4 separate regions of the Homo sapiens genome follow, and all the other regions are linked to region 3. The links are chromatin contacts, found by Hi-C or POLR2A ChIA-PET in ENCODE. All regions are on one chromosome and are shown on one strand. Each heading gives the region's core, a stretch centred on a gene start or an enhancer-like site at or near the end of the contact. The rest is flanking DNA. Distances are from core to core; before and after follow the strand shown. Region 1 holds the start of C11orf98 (chromosome 11 open reading frame 98). Region 2 holds the start of HNRNPUL2 (heterogeneous nuclear ribonucleoprotein U like 2). Region 3 holds the start of FERMT3 (FERM domain containing kindlin 3). Region 4 holds the start of STX5 (syntaxin 5).

Region 1 (2,700 bases), core at 124-2,623, 1.5 Mb before region 3:
CTGAGGTGGGCGGATCACCTGAGGTCAGGAGTTCAAGACCAGCCTGGCCAACATGGTGAAACCCCGTCTCTACTAAAAATACAAAAATTAGCCGGGTGCAGTGGGGAGCACCTGTAATCCCAGCTACTCGGGAGGCTGAGGCAAGAGAATAGCTTAAACCCAGGAGGCAGGGGTTGCAGTGAGCCGAGATCATGCCACTTCACTCCAGCCTGGGCAACAGAGGGAGACTCTGTCTCAAAAAAGAGGAAAAAAAAAAAAAAAAAAAAAAAGGACACAGAAAGTAATTAATGGGATGGGAACTCTTCCTCAAGACACAGGAGGCCTTGAAACTTACAAGTGAAATCCTATGAGTGCCTTTGGGAAAATTCTTCGAGTTTTATGCGCCTATGTGTGCACTTTTCTGTATGTAAAAATAAGTTTACTTATAAAAATCTGTGTGAATGTATAACATTACTTGGAGAATGGAGAGCCAACAGATTTCCTGATATTCTTTTTTTTTTTTTTTTTTTTTTGAGACGGAGTCTCACTCTGTGGCCCAGGCTGGAGTGCAGTGGCGTGATCTCGGCTCACTGCAACCTCCGCCTCCCAGGTTCAAGCAATTCTCCTGCCTCAGCCTCCCGTGTAGCTGGGACTACAGGTGCCGGCCACAACGCCTGGCTAATTTTTGTATTTTTAGCAAAAACGGGGTTTCACCATGTTGGTCAGGCTGGTCTCGAACTCCCGACCTCAGGTGATCCGCCCACCTCAGCCCCCCAAAGTGCTGGGATTACAGGTATGAGCCACCATCCCCGGCTTTCCTGAGATTCTTAACAGAATCCAAAACCCAAAGAAAGGTTGTCTGCTACAGGTATTGTGAGAGGCTATCAGAGCTTAGGAACTAACAGCCGACAGACATTCCCCGCATAAGCGTCAGTGCACAAGGTGAGCTGAGAGGTGAAGCTGCTCCGGAGCTCTGCAGGGAGGAAGGAAGACTCGGTGGGGACGACCAACAGGAAGAGGGTCTAGTACTTACGCCCGCTTCTTGAGGTGGTGCCGCGTGATCAGCCCTTGGTCTATCACAGCCCCGACCACCCGGTGCCTCAGACGCCGCTCCCGATTCAACACCCGCCGGCGTTTGAACAGCTTCTTCTTCAGCTCCTGCCGGGGAGAAAGATGCGAATCAGATGGAGTGGGCTCGCCGCGACCCGGGGCCCCTCCACCAGGCAGCCCCGGCCCCTCACTGATCCCATCTCGTGCGAGATAAAAGGGCTCAGGAACGCTTGAGGAAACAAAGTCGCGGCCCCCACACAGTCACCGTTCGGGGCCGGTTGATCTTTCCCCCCGGAGCTCCCATAGTCGCGATTCCACTCCAGTTCACGGTCCGTACTTCCGCTCAGCGCCGGATCCGCGGGGCTCCGCCCCGGCCTTCCGCGGGCCAATCGCAACTCGGGGGCGGGTCCTCGGGCTATATAAAGGAGCTCCGCGGTGCGGGAGGCCTTTCGGAGGGTGGTGAGCTAGTAAGTGTGGTTTTAGCTGTAGTAGCCAGATTGGGCGGCCGGGAGTGGTGGGGGTGCCGGGTGGAAGGCTCTGGGCGGGGTCTCAGGACCCTCCTTTTCTTGGCGGGGATCGGGCTTGTGGTGCCGCTCCCCGTAATGTACGGAGGAAGAGGGAAAGGGCTCTGGCCCCCTCGGCGTCATGTCTTCGGTGCTGGCGGCTTCCCATCCGCTGGTTCTATCCTCAAACGCCGGGACACCGGGAATCTCGGAGAAGGACAACCGAGATCCAGCTGGCTCCTCCATCGGGGTGCTCACACTTTCTCATTTGATTTCAGGTCTGCGGACGCTGTATACCCTCCTCCACTTCCCGCTGCAGCCAATAAAGGCCGTTCCTACCATAGTCTGTGTCCGCGTTCTTTTTTCCGGGACTGCAGAGTTCGGGGAAGCTGTACGCCGCCTTTCGCTACGCGGAATTTGCAGATCTTCCCCTGGACCTCAGGCCTCTCCGGCTGGAGTAGGGTGGACGCTTCACATAAGCTTCTCTGGTCGAACTTACCCGAATCTCCAGATGGCCGCGCTGCGTCGAATGCTCCACTTGCCGAGCCTGATGATGGGGACGTGCCGCCCCTTTGCGGGTAGGGAGGTGGGGGCAGAGTGGAGAGGGCAAGGTGGGGGCAGAGTGGGGAGGGTAAGGTGGGTTCCTCGTGAGTCAGGAGTGTAGTCCCTGAAATTGTGATTCTCAAACCCTACGGTGGGCCGTGCGTGGTGGCTCACGGCTGTAATGCTAACACTTTGCCAGGCCGAGGCGGGCAGATCGCTTGGCCCAGGAGTTCGAGACCAACCTAGGGCAACATAGCGAGACCCTGTCTACAAAAAAAATTAACCGGGCACGATGGCGCCTATAGTCCTAGCTACTCAGGAGGCTGAGGTGGAGGCTTCAGTGAGCCATCATTGTGCTACTGTACTCAACCCTGGGTCACAGAGTGAGACCCTGTCTCAAAAAAAAAAAAGACGCCAGTGTGTATATACGACGTTTTTGCAGTGGCGACATAGACCAAGTGACACCCTCCAACCGTGCCCACAGGCTCACTGGCTGATAGTTGCCTGGCGGACCGCTGTCTCTGGGATCGGCTGCATGCCCAGCCTCGTTTGGGCACTGTCCCCACCTTCGACTGGTTCTTTGGATACGACGAAGTCCAGGGGCTCCTACTGCCATTGCTGCAGG
Region 2 (2,700 bases), core at 95-2,594, 1.5 Mb before region 3:
AAGGTTGGATTTTCAGATTCTCTGTGGCTCAAGCTCTGGTAACATGCTTTTAATGGAACGGACTTTGACGGACTTCGATTTTTGCTTAACATTTTTACGGCGAAAAAGTTAGGTCAGGTAGCCCAAAGACCTGACCCTCTAACTGTGGGCCTAGTTCTCCGTGTAATCCCCAATTGCTTAGCACTTTCTCAGCTAAGAAAAATATAACAAGCACCGTGGGAGACTGTTCCACAGGTAGCTCACAAGTAGTTCGCATGCAAAATCACTCACTGCCATCCACTATCACCAAGGAACCAAGTTAGGCAGGAACCTTCCTCCTGCAAAGAGTAGGGCCACGAGAGGCGGCCTAACCCCTCAGAAAGGTGGGTAGAGAATGAAAGGAGTTCCATCAAATGGCACTTTGAGGCAAGCGAGAACAAGGACTCGGACCCTGCGGTGCAGGGCGGGGTGCTAGATCAGGGGCGCAGCCGGCAGGTTGGAGCCGGGCTCGGCTGCCAGCTCCTCACCCTGTTCCTCGGCGGCCTTGTCACCCGGCACCTCGGATCCCGGCGTCTCGTCCCCGCTCCGCTCCTCGGGTTCGTCTTCCTCCCTCTTGCCGAGGCCCTGCTCTTCGCCACCATTTACCCCGCCTGACCCGGCCGTGGCCTCCGCCGGCTTCTCGGAAGCATCTGGCTCGGCCGCGGCCTCCATGGCTGCCGCCTCCGGGGGCTCCGGCGGCGGCTGCGCGGCCTGACCCAAGGCTTGAGCAGGGGGTGGCTCCTCGTCCTCGTCCTCAAGCAGCGCCTCCTCGTCCTCCTCCTCCTCCTCTTCGTCCTCCTCCTCGTCCCCGCCCGGGCCGCCGCCCGACGCGGCCACAGGCCGAGGCTCCGCCTTGCAGGCCCCGCCGGGCCCGGCCCCGCCGCCGCCGGCCTCGTCCTCGAGCATCTCGGCGTCCAGCGCCTCCTGCAGCCGCTGCGCCAGATCCACCTTGAGGCCGCGCGAGTCCAGGCCCCGCCGCTGCAGCTCCGACCGCAGCTCGGTCACTTTCAGCCGCTTCACCTCCATCGCCGCCGCCGCCTCCTCCGCCTCCCGCCGCCTCCTCCCCTGCGAACCGTCGACCGAGTCCGACCGCGCAGGCGCCGCCGCCGCCGCCCGCCTCCGCCTCACGCGCCAGCACTGAGCCCGCGCGAGCGAGCGCACGCACGCAGGAGCGGAGGCCGCGCACGGTCCCGCTGCGCAGTGTTTGCTTCTCCTTCGTCTCCCCTCCCCCTTTCGGCTCACGGAGCCCAAAACAACGCAGCAGGGAGCTGTTTCCCCTCCAGGCCCTTGGTTCCCCAGCCGCGGGCAGGCGCGCGCGGAGGACGACGGAGTTCCTCCCGCTTCCTCCCGCCCTCTGGCGCCCCCGGGCCAATCGCCGCCGGTGCTTTTATCGCGCAGCCGCAGTGGAGTCCAAGACGGGCAAGGCTGGCTGCAGCTCAAGTGCCTCGTAGCACGGAAGCGTGTGCGCGCCGGTCTTTCAGTACTTCCAGCCGGGGAGTTCTGCGCAGCCGCCCGGAGCTCCCCGATGCCATGCCCCTCCCACCACCCTTACTTCCGTCTGACTTCCATTTGCTGTGGCGTTTTAGGGGTCGCTAGCCTCTTTTCCCTACTGTCTGTGCTTGCAGCAGTAACGACAAAAAAAAAGTCATTAGAGAATGTGTTGCAACATGTAAGCCTAGTAGCAATTGTTTTTCTGGCTAGGAAGCAAAAGGGCTCCCCAGAACGAAGAAATACTGTAATCCGGGCCCTCCTTTTTCCTCAACGCCTCAACTTCTACCCAGCAACAGAGGCCCTTGAACCCGCCCTTTTTCTCTTATTGGACAACTTGAATCGTCATTTGCCGTTCCGATTGGTCATCCGTGATCGTCCGGATTTTTCCAATTGGCGAAGCTGCCAGGGGAATTTTTTTTTTTTTTTTTTCCCAGGTTGGTCCGCTGAGGAGGCGGGGTCGTTTCTGCGGGATTATTTTTCCGGAGCCTCTTCTGATTGGGTGGTGTGGCGCAATGCGCGCGACCCTCAAGATACCAAACTGTACGCATCTCTGACCCTTTCCTCTCCTTGCTCCTGCTGGTAAACCGAAGCCCAGGAGACTTCCAGGTTTGGGCATCTGCAGAGGGCGAGGAACTGGTCACGGCGCCGGGTGGGCTTGCAGCTGTGACGCTTATGTGGACACCTCAGTGTCGCTGGTGGTTCACCTCGGCTTCCCAGTTTATTTATTGACGTCAACAAATAAATGTTGAATAAGGAAGAAGAGTTAGAATTGCTTGAAGCCCTCTGGAGTTTTAGCACTAGTCCCGCCCACTCCCTTCTACTTCCAGGTCGGGGGGGGGCGGGTCCAATAGAAAGGCGGAAGCCAGTGTCCCAGGCGTTCTCACGCCCGCAACAATTCCTGAGTAGGGCCTTGCTTGAGTTCTTCGGAAAGTCTCATCCACCCCCACATCGCCTCTTTAGGAAGTCACTTAATGTTGGGCTTCATTATTCCCACATCCCTTTCCTTACTACTTGCCTGCACTTCTTGAGAAAAAGACTGCAGAAAGGAGAGGTGGGGCTTTCAGTAGAAACAAGCAAACCGCAGGTCCCTGTGGGGGGACTCTCCAGGAAGAAGGGTAATTTCCTGCCTCCTTAAATTGGCTGCTACTGTCAGTTATTTTGCTCCCAACCCCAGAGCTTCACTTGCTCCTT
Region 3 (2,700 bases), core at 49-2,548:
TAGTAGAGACGGGGTTTCACCGTGTTAGCCAGGATGGTCTCAATCTCCTGACCTCGTGATCCACCCGCCTGGACTTCCCAAAGTGCTGGGGTTAACAGGCGTGAGCCACCGCGCCCGGCCTGGGTGATGGTTTTAATGCACGGCTCTTACCTGAGAACTTAGGGTGCTAAGCTTTAATTACACTTTTCCATGGTTGCAACAAGCTGCGTTTTCTAAAGCTCTCTTCCTGGACTGGGGAGGCCTTTGGGGCAGGAGTAAAACTTCCTCATTTGCTCCAAGAGTGCTGCTTTCTGGGCTAGGAAGGCGCTGAGACTAGCAGCTGGCTGGACTTCCTGCTGTTAGTTTCATCAGCTTTCTTTTCCCCTGGGAATCCCCGGCAGGCCGCCCCCTTCCCCATCTGAGTGGCGATGCTCAGGTAGCCTCCCCCATTGGCAGGACTCTGCCGCCCCCAGGCTTGCCCACCCTGCATGCTCCAACCCCAGTGTGTTCACTGGAAAGGCCGCTGTCCTGCGCAGAGCTGGTGGCGGACGTGCCTTGCTCTACTGAAGTCCACATCCTAGGGCAGGTGATGAGCAGGAGGGTATAGACCACCAGAGACCCCTGAGGTGTCACCTAAGCAGGGACTTGATGGGAGTGAGCCTCGTGGGGACTCGGGGAGGCTCATCCAAGTGGAGCACAGTGGAGGGGTCGTGTTTGGAGCTGGGTGACCTGAGGGCCCGGGAGGTTGTGGATGGTCTGGGCCAAGTACTGTTCACTTGTTCACCTGGCAGGTCTGAGTTCATGAGTTTGAAGGTAGCCCTACGCGGAGCTAGGAAAAACTGCAAAATGGACTTGTTTCCCTCTGGGGCCTTGAGGGATCCTTGGTTGATAGGGATAGCCAGGCTGGAGCCGATTTAACCTGTGAGTCCCAAATAACCTGGATACACTCTGTCGACTCCTGGGCTCTCCCTCCGGCAGCCCAGTGATGTTTCAAAGCCCAAGGTCCCCACCTCATGTGACAGGCTGAGGATGGCAGACACTTCCCACAAAAGTGGACCTAGCCCTGAACACACACAGCCGGGGGACTTGTTGAGTTTGCACTGAGCTTCCCTCCAAATGAGGAAGGGGGCGTTTTTATGGTGTTGAGTCGCTAAGCCCCGCTCTCCCTAGCTTCCTGTGCTCTCTGGGGACAAAGGTGGGGGGGCCCCTGGAACCCTCTGTGGGCTGGCAGTGTGCTTCCTGCACCCAGCGCCAGCCCGCCCTGGGGAGGGGCTGAACCCGCCCTGCTCGTGATAAGGCACAAGCAAGGGCTGCCCTGAAGGAAGCTCCAAAGAGAAAGGAGGGCAGGAAGCCCACGGCCCACAGGGGTGTAGCCCGAGACCCACCTGCAGCCCCCAGCCCTTGCCAGGAAAGGTAAGCTCAGGCCTCACTGGGACCCTGGGCCCTTCTCTTCCTTATCCTCCTGCAGCCTCTGCCCAGCCTGCCTCTCGCCATGCGGCAGCCTGAACTTTCCACCTCCCCGGAGAGGCTTTGGCTGGTTTGTGATGTTGGCATCTGAGCTGTGGGCCAGGATCGGAACTACTTCCTGGCCTGGGTACGAAGCCATGGCCAGAGTGGGCAGCTGCCCCTGAGGGTCTGGGAGTGAGCTGTGGGCTGGCATTGAGCACGGTGGTCCTGAGTGAGCCCCTTCTTACCCGGCCTCAGTCTGCCCGCCTGTAGGATGGGAGCGGATTGGACTACATGGTCTCTGAGGGCCCTCGCGGCTCAAGCGCCAGCGCTGGAGAGAGAGTCTGAGGGTACCACGGGCGTGCTGGCCTGGGTGCTCACTCCCGCCCTCCTTCATGAGCGGCTTTCCTCTGGGTGTGTCCAGGGCATCACAGAGCTCTTCTGCCCAAACCCGGAGGCCTACCAGGGCCTGCCCACCTTGCCTCCTTCCACACTCTCTGTAGCAGCAGCCGCAGCCATGGCGGGGATGAAGACAGCCTCCGGGGACTACATCGACTCGTCATGGGAGCTGCGGGTGTTTGTGGGAGAGGAGGACCCAGAGGCCGAGTCGGTCACCCTGCGGGTCACTGGGGAGTCGCACATCGGCGGGGTGCTCCTGAAGATTGTGGAGCAGATCAGTGAGTGTCCGCTGCCCGCTTGCTGAACTCGGCACCATGGGCGGCCGCCACGGGTGTCTCTGGGCACTTCCGGGCCATCCCTGCTGCTCAGCTCCCGATAATGGTGTCACGGTGACTCAGGCATTAGCTTAATCATTTGGTTCCAAAAAAGACATTTCCCCAACTTCCTCTCCCTCCCACCCTCTTCCCTCCCTCCCTTCTGCTGCAGCTGGTCTGCTAAGGATCAGACGCAGCCACAATCCTCCATTCAGCCACCAATAGGGGCAGAAGGAGTGGTCTTGTCTGGGCCGAGGCTGAAGTCACATTGCTGAGGTCTGAGGGGGTCTAGGTGACCCAGGGGCCTGCCCCCACGCTCCCTCCCCTTGGCGGAAGCTTTGAGCAGGTTGGTGACAGGCCCAGCCTGGGTGGGAAGGCCCTGCCCCCACAGGAAGTTACAGCAGAGCAGCTGTGGTATCAGTCATGGAGGACCACGGGGCTAGTGACACGGGGGCTCCTCATCTTCCTTCCCTGCCGGGGGTGGGGGCTACCCCTTCCTGAGAGAGCAGCAGGAAGACCCCGATAGGCAGAGCCGGAAGACAGGCCCACCACAGTCCCGGCC
Region 4 (2,700 bases), core at 117-2,616, 1.4 Mb before region 3:
TTCAAGGTGCATGTTTCTCAGCTAAAGGCTCTTCCTAGAACTTGTTCCTTATTCACACCAATTATATTGCAGCCAAGTACTCTCTGAAGTACTCCCTCCAGAATAGCAATCCTGCCCTCCAAAGGATTCCTCACAAAAAAAAGTCTAAGTCCTTGCCCCTAGTTAGCCAGCCGACCTCTTCTCTGTTGCTTATAGCAGACCCTACAGGCCCCATCCAAGCCTATCAGTTCCATCAGGTACCCCCCAAAATTACTTCGGTTAACAGTGGTGGAGCACAGTCCTTCCTAGATTTGAGTAAGGCTCACTCCTCGCCTTTTCCACTCCAGGTCCTTACCTGACGGGTCTGCAGCGACTTGCAGGCAGACAGAAACTCCTGGGTCCGATCCCGGCAGGACATGGTGTCGGGAGGGGGAGGGACGAGGGTCACTGGGGGGGGCAGAGGGGCGATGTCGCTGCTGCTACTGCCAGCAGTTGCAGGGGACAGGACCTGTGTCTTTGAGAGACCCAGGTAGACACCCTGATCCGTGTTCTTAGACCCGTAGCGTTTCCGCGGGATCATTGAGACGCATAACCTCGGACTGTTGTGGAGGGGAGAGTGTCATTCCCCAGGCAACTTCTTTACCCAAACTCCCCCGCCCCACCCCAATCAACAAATCCCCGAGCCCCTTCTGCACTTCTCGTGGACTTTCGCGCCCAGGACGCTCGCAAATCCTGGGGCGGACCAGCAGCGGAAAGGGCCCCGCTTTTCCCCTGTCCCAAGTCGAACCCGCTTCAGACTCTTCTTCCAACTTGGCTCTGGCGGCCAGAGCGCGGGCCGGGGACCCTGAAGCAGAGACAGGGCCAGAGCCAACCCCGTGGTCCTGAGACTCCGGCCCGGCCCGTGTAACTGCCCCGGGCCCTAACCCAGCCCTTTCGTTTCCGCGGTTTCCTTCGGCCCCTCCGGGAGGGCCAGTGACGGACCTCCAAAGACTGACACACTTCGGTGGGCGGAGGGGGAAAACCTCTGGGTGTTTATTTGAAACAGGAAGTCCCACCCCCCGCCCAAGGTCCGCCTTCTGGAAGACTTCAACCACTCATTAGCTAAGGCCGACGTCTCTCTCAACAGAGGCTTTCCTGATTGGACGGCAAGGAATTCGCTCACCCGGAGCCGGGCCGGCAGGACTTGCCCGCTCGCCCCTGATTCCCTTCCCCCCGCCAGTCGTCGCCCCCGTAAAACCACTGCCCCAGAGCTGACACGGCGGCCAGATCCCCTCTTAAAGCGAATCTTACCTCCCCTCTGCCGCCTGCCGCCGCCGCCACTTCCAATCTCACCGGCCGTCACTGCCTCCTCCCCGAGCACTGAAGCCGCCGAAACCCGACCAAAGACTGGAAGCGGCCACGTCACCTACACGTAACCCCACCCCCAGTGACGAGGGGGCGGTCCCACGCGTTTCAAGCCCAGCGACCCGAAAGACACGCCCCACACCCAAACGCAAGAGCGATCCCGCCCTCCCATTGGCTAAGGCGCCACCGTGACCCCGCCCCAGAGTACTACAGCAGGCGCTCAGGGGGCTGGGCCCGCCTCCGGGAAGGAGCCTTAAAGAACCAGCTGCCCGGTGGTGTCCGCGCCCAGTCCCCCAGAGTGGTCGTGCAGGTATACGTTAGAAATTTTATTCTCTGGAGGTTGGGGCGGACTGAGAGCAGGTCTGGGGTCATCCCTTCTCCGGCTCCTCCTGGTTGCCTTCTCGGATCGGACTCTCCTGCTTCCGAATCTGGTCTGGTTGCCTCTTGCTTGGCCGCGAGGAGCCCCGACGACCGAACGTGGATAGTCGCCGCCACAGCACGGTAATCAGAAGGCTTTCGTTCGACTTGTGATTCGGATGGTCCGGGGAGTTCAAGTCGATATCTTCGGCGCCTGAGGGGACGACGAGGCCTCTGAGCTCACCCCTACCCTCGGGAAGCCCCCTCTCACACTCCCTGGGCCCTCTTTGTGTGTCTGTGGTCTCATCTTCCCTGCCGTCCTCAGACTCTTCCTCCTTGGACTGCTCATCAGACATCTCAAAGTCCTTGTCTTGGCAGCAGCCCATGGCCCCGCGTGGCCCTGGACTCCGTGCCACCCACGCCAGCCTGCCTGCCTCCAGGCCCGGCTTTTGTGACATCAGATATCCCGTCGCCCCAGCTCAGGCAGCCCCCACCCCAAGCTACCCCTCATTCCTTTCTCCCATCACAAAAGGCTCAGGGTCATGGTGGGTGTTCAGCAGTTTATTTACAAAGTGGGCACAGGGGCGTCAGGGGCTGGTGGACCCAGGCCGCTTCTTCTTTCTCCGTCTCGTTTGGAGAGCTCCTTGGGGCTGCTCCAAACCCGAGAGCTTCCGCTTGGCAGCTGCCTCCAAGGATGCCCAAAGTTCATCTGTCTCTGTGTCTTCTAGGGGCACCTTGTTGGGTTCTTGAGGCTCTTGGGGCTCATCCTGGTGAGTGGGAAGAAAGCTTAGGAGTCAGGGGGGCCGGGCACGGTGGCTCCCACCTGTAATCTCAGCACTTTGGGAGACCAAGGCAGGAGGATTGCTTGAGCCCAGGACTTAGCGACCAGACTGGGCAACATAAGGAGACCCCATCTCCACAAAAAGAAGTTTAAAAAAAAAAAAAAAAAAAAAAAAAAAGAAAAGTAGTCAGGGGCACAGGGACAAACCCACAGGGAAGGAGACCCTGGCTGAGAAAGAA

What was found. A loop is a pair of places that touch in the nucleus more often than their neighbours do. ChIA-PET counts read pairs that join two places held with the same protein, here RNA polymerase II (POLR2A). Pooled maps may share reads with other maps.
Region 1: a loop to region 3 is called in a pooled map, with 2.2 times the contacts of the local background. The contact joins the promoter of C11orf98 here to the promoter of FERMT3 in region 3. A Hi-C loop is called at or near these places in 1 of 50 pooled maps. POLR2A ChIA-PET finds 5 or more read pairs at or near these places in 6 of 52 experiments (B cell, CD8-positive, alpha-beta memory T cell, activated CD8-positive, alpha-beta memory T cell and 2 more).
Region 2: a pooled map shows a loop between it and region 3 (7-fold over the local background). The contact joins the promoter of HNRNPUL2 here to the promoter of FERMT3 in region 3. A Hi-C loop is called at or near these places in 2 of 50 pooled maps. POLR2A ChIA-PET finds 5 or more read pairs at or near these places in 5 of 52 experiments (MCF 10A, WTC11, activated CD4-positive, alpha-beta T cell and 2 more).
Region 4: a loop to region 3 is called in a pooled map, with 5 times the contacts of the local background. The contact joins the promoter of STX5 here to the promoter of FERMT3 in region 3. A Hi-C loop is called at or near these places in 1 of 50 pooled maps. POLR2A ChIA-PET finds 5 or more read pairs at or near these places in 8 of 52 experiments (CD4-positive, alpha-beta memory T cell, GM10248, H1 and 5 more).

Annotation. Positions count from the first base shown.
Region 1 is chr11:62,663,837-62,666,536 of GRCh38, forward strand. It overlaps C11orf98 (chromosome 11 open reading frame 98), which reads right to left and starts at 1,374. Exons shown (of 4, transcript NM_001286086.2): 1 at 1,295-1,374; 2 at 1,013-1,137. The coding sequence starts at 1,333. It overlaps LBHD1 (LBH domain containing 1), which reads right to left. Exons shown (of 7, transcript NM_024099.5): 5 at 1,013-1,137. CSKMT (citrate synthase lysine methyltransferase) reads left to right here and starts at 1,476. Exons shown (of 3, transcript NM_001043229.2): 1 at 1,476-1,496; 2 at 1,811-2,110; 3 at 2,560-2,700. The coding sequence starts at 2,044. It overlaps SNORA57 (small nucleolar RNA, H/ACA box 57), which reads left to right and starts at 1,586; the gene lies at 1,586-1,734. RefSeq lists enhancers at 1,594-1,823, 2,494-2,603, 2,654-2,700.
Region 2 is chr11:62,726,113-62,728,812 of GRCh38, forward strand. HNRNPUL2 (heterogeneous nuclear ribonucleoprotein U like 2) reads right to left here and starts at 1,345. Exons shown (of 14, transcript NM_001079559.3): 1 at 507-1,345. The coding sequence starts at 1,044. TTC9C (tetratricopeptide repeat domain 9C) reads left to right here and starts at 2,374. Exons shown (of 3, transcript NM_173810.4): 1 at 2,374-2,700. It overlaps HNRNPUL2-BSCL2 (HNRNPUL2-BSCL2 readthrough (NMD candidate)), which reads right to left and starts at 1,272. Exons shown (of 24, transcript NR_037946.1): 1 at 507-1,272. RefSeq lists silencers at 786-1,165, 1,336-1,495 and enhancers at 1,756-1,805, 2,056-2,255, 2,646-2,700.
Region 3 is chr11:64,205,423-64,208,122 of GRCh38, forward strand. FERMT3 (FERM domain containing kindlin 3) reads left to right here and starts at 1,299. Exons shown (of 15, transcript NM_031471.6): 1 at 1,299-1,392; 2 at 1,929-2,102. The coding sequence starts at 1,943. RefSeq lists enhancers at 1-470, 308-567, 471-1,033, 1,468-1,547, 1,868-1,947.
Region 4 is chr11:62,830,685-62,833,384 of GRCh38, forward strand. It overlaps STX5 (syntaxin 5), which reads right to left and starts at 1,367. Exons shown (of 11, transcript NM_003164.5): 1 at 1,270-1,367; 2 at 335-578. The coding sequence starts at 559. It overlaps TEX54 (testis expressed 54), which reads right to left and starts at 2,157. Exons shown (of 1, transcript NM_001395459.1): 1 at 1,637-2,157. The coding sequence starts at 2,066. The coding sequence ends at 1,692. WDR74 (WD repeat domain 74) reads right to left here. Exons shown (of 11, transcript NM_001369450.1): 11 at 2,227-2,447. The coding sequence ends at 2,268. STX5-DT (STX5 divergent transcript) reads left to right here and starts at 1,550. Exons shown (of 2, transcript NR_135084.1): 1 at 1,550-1,633. RefSeq lists enhancers at 1,278-1,367, 1,738-1,807, 1,828-1,877.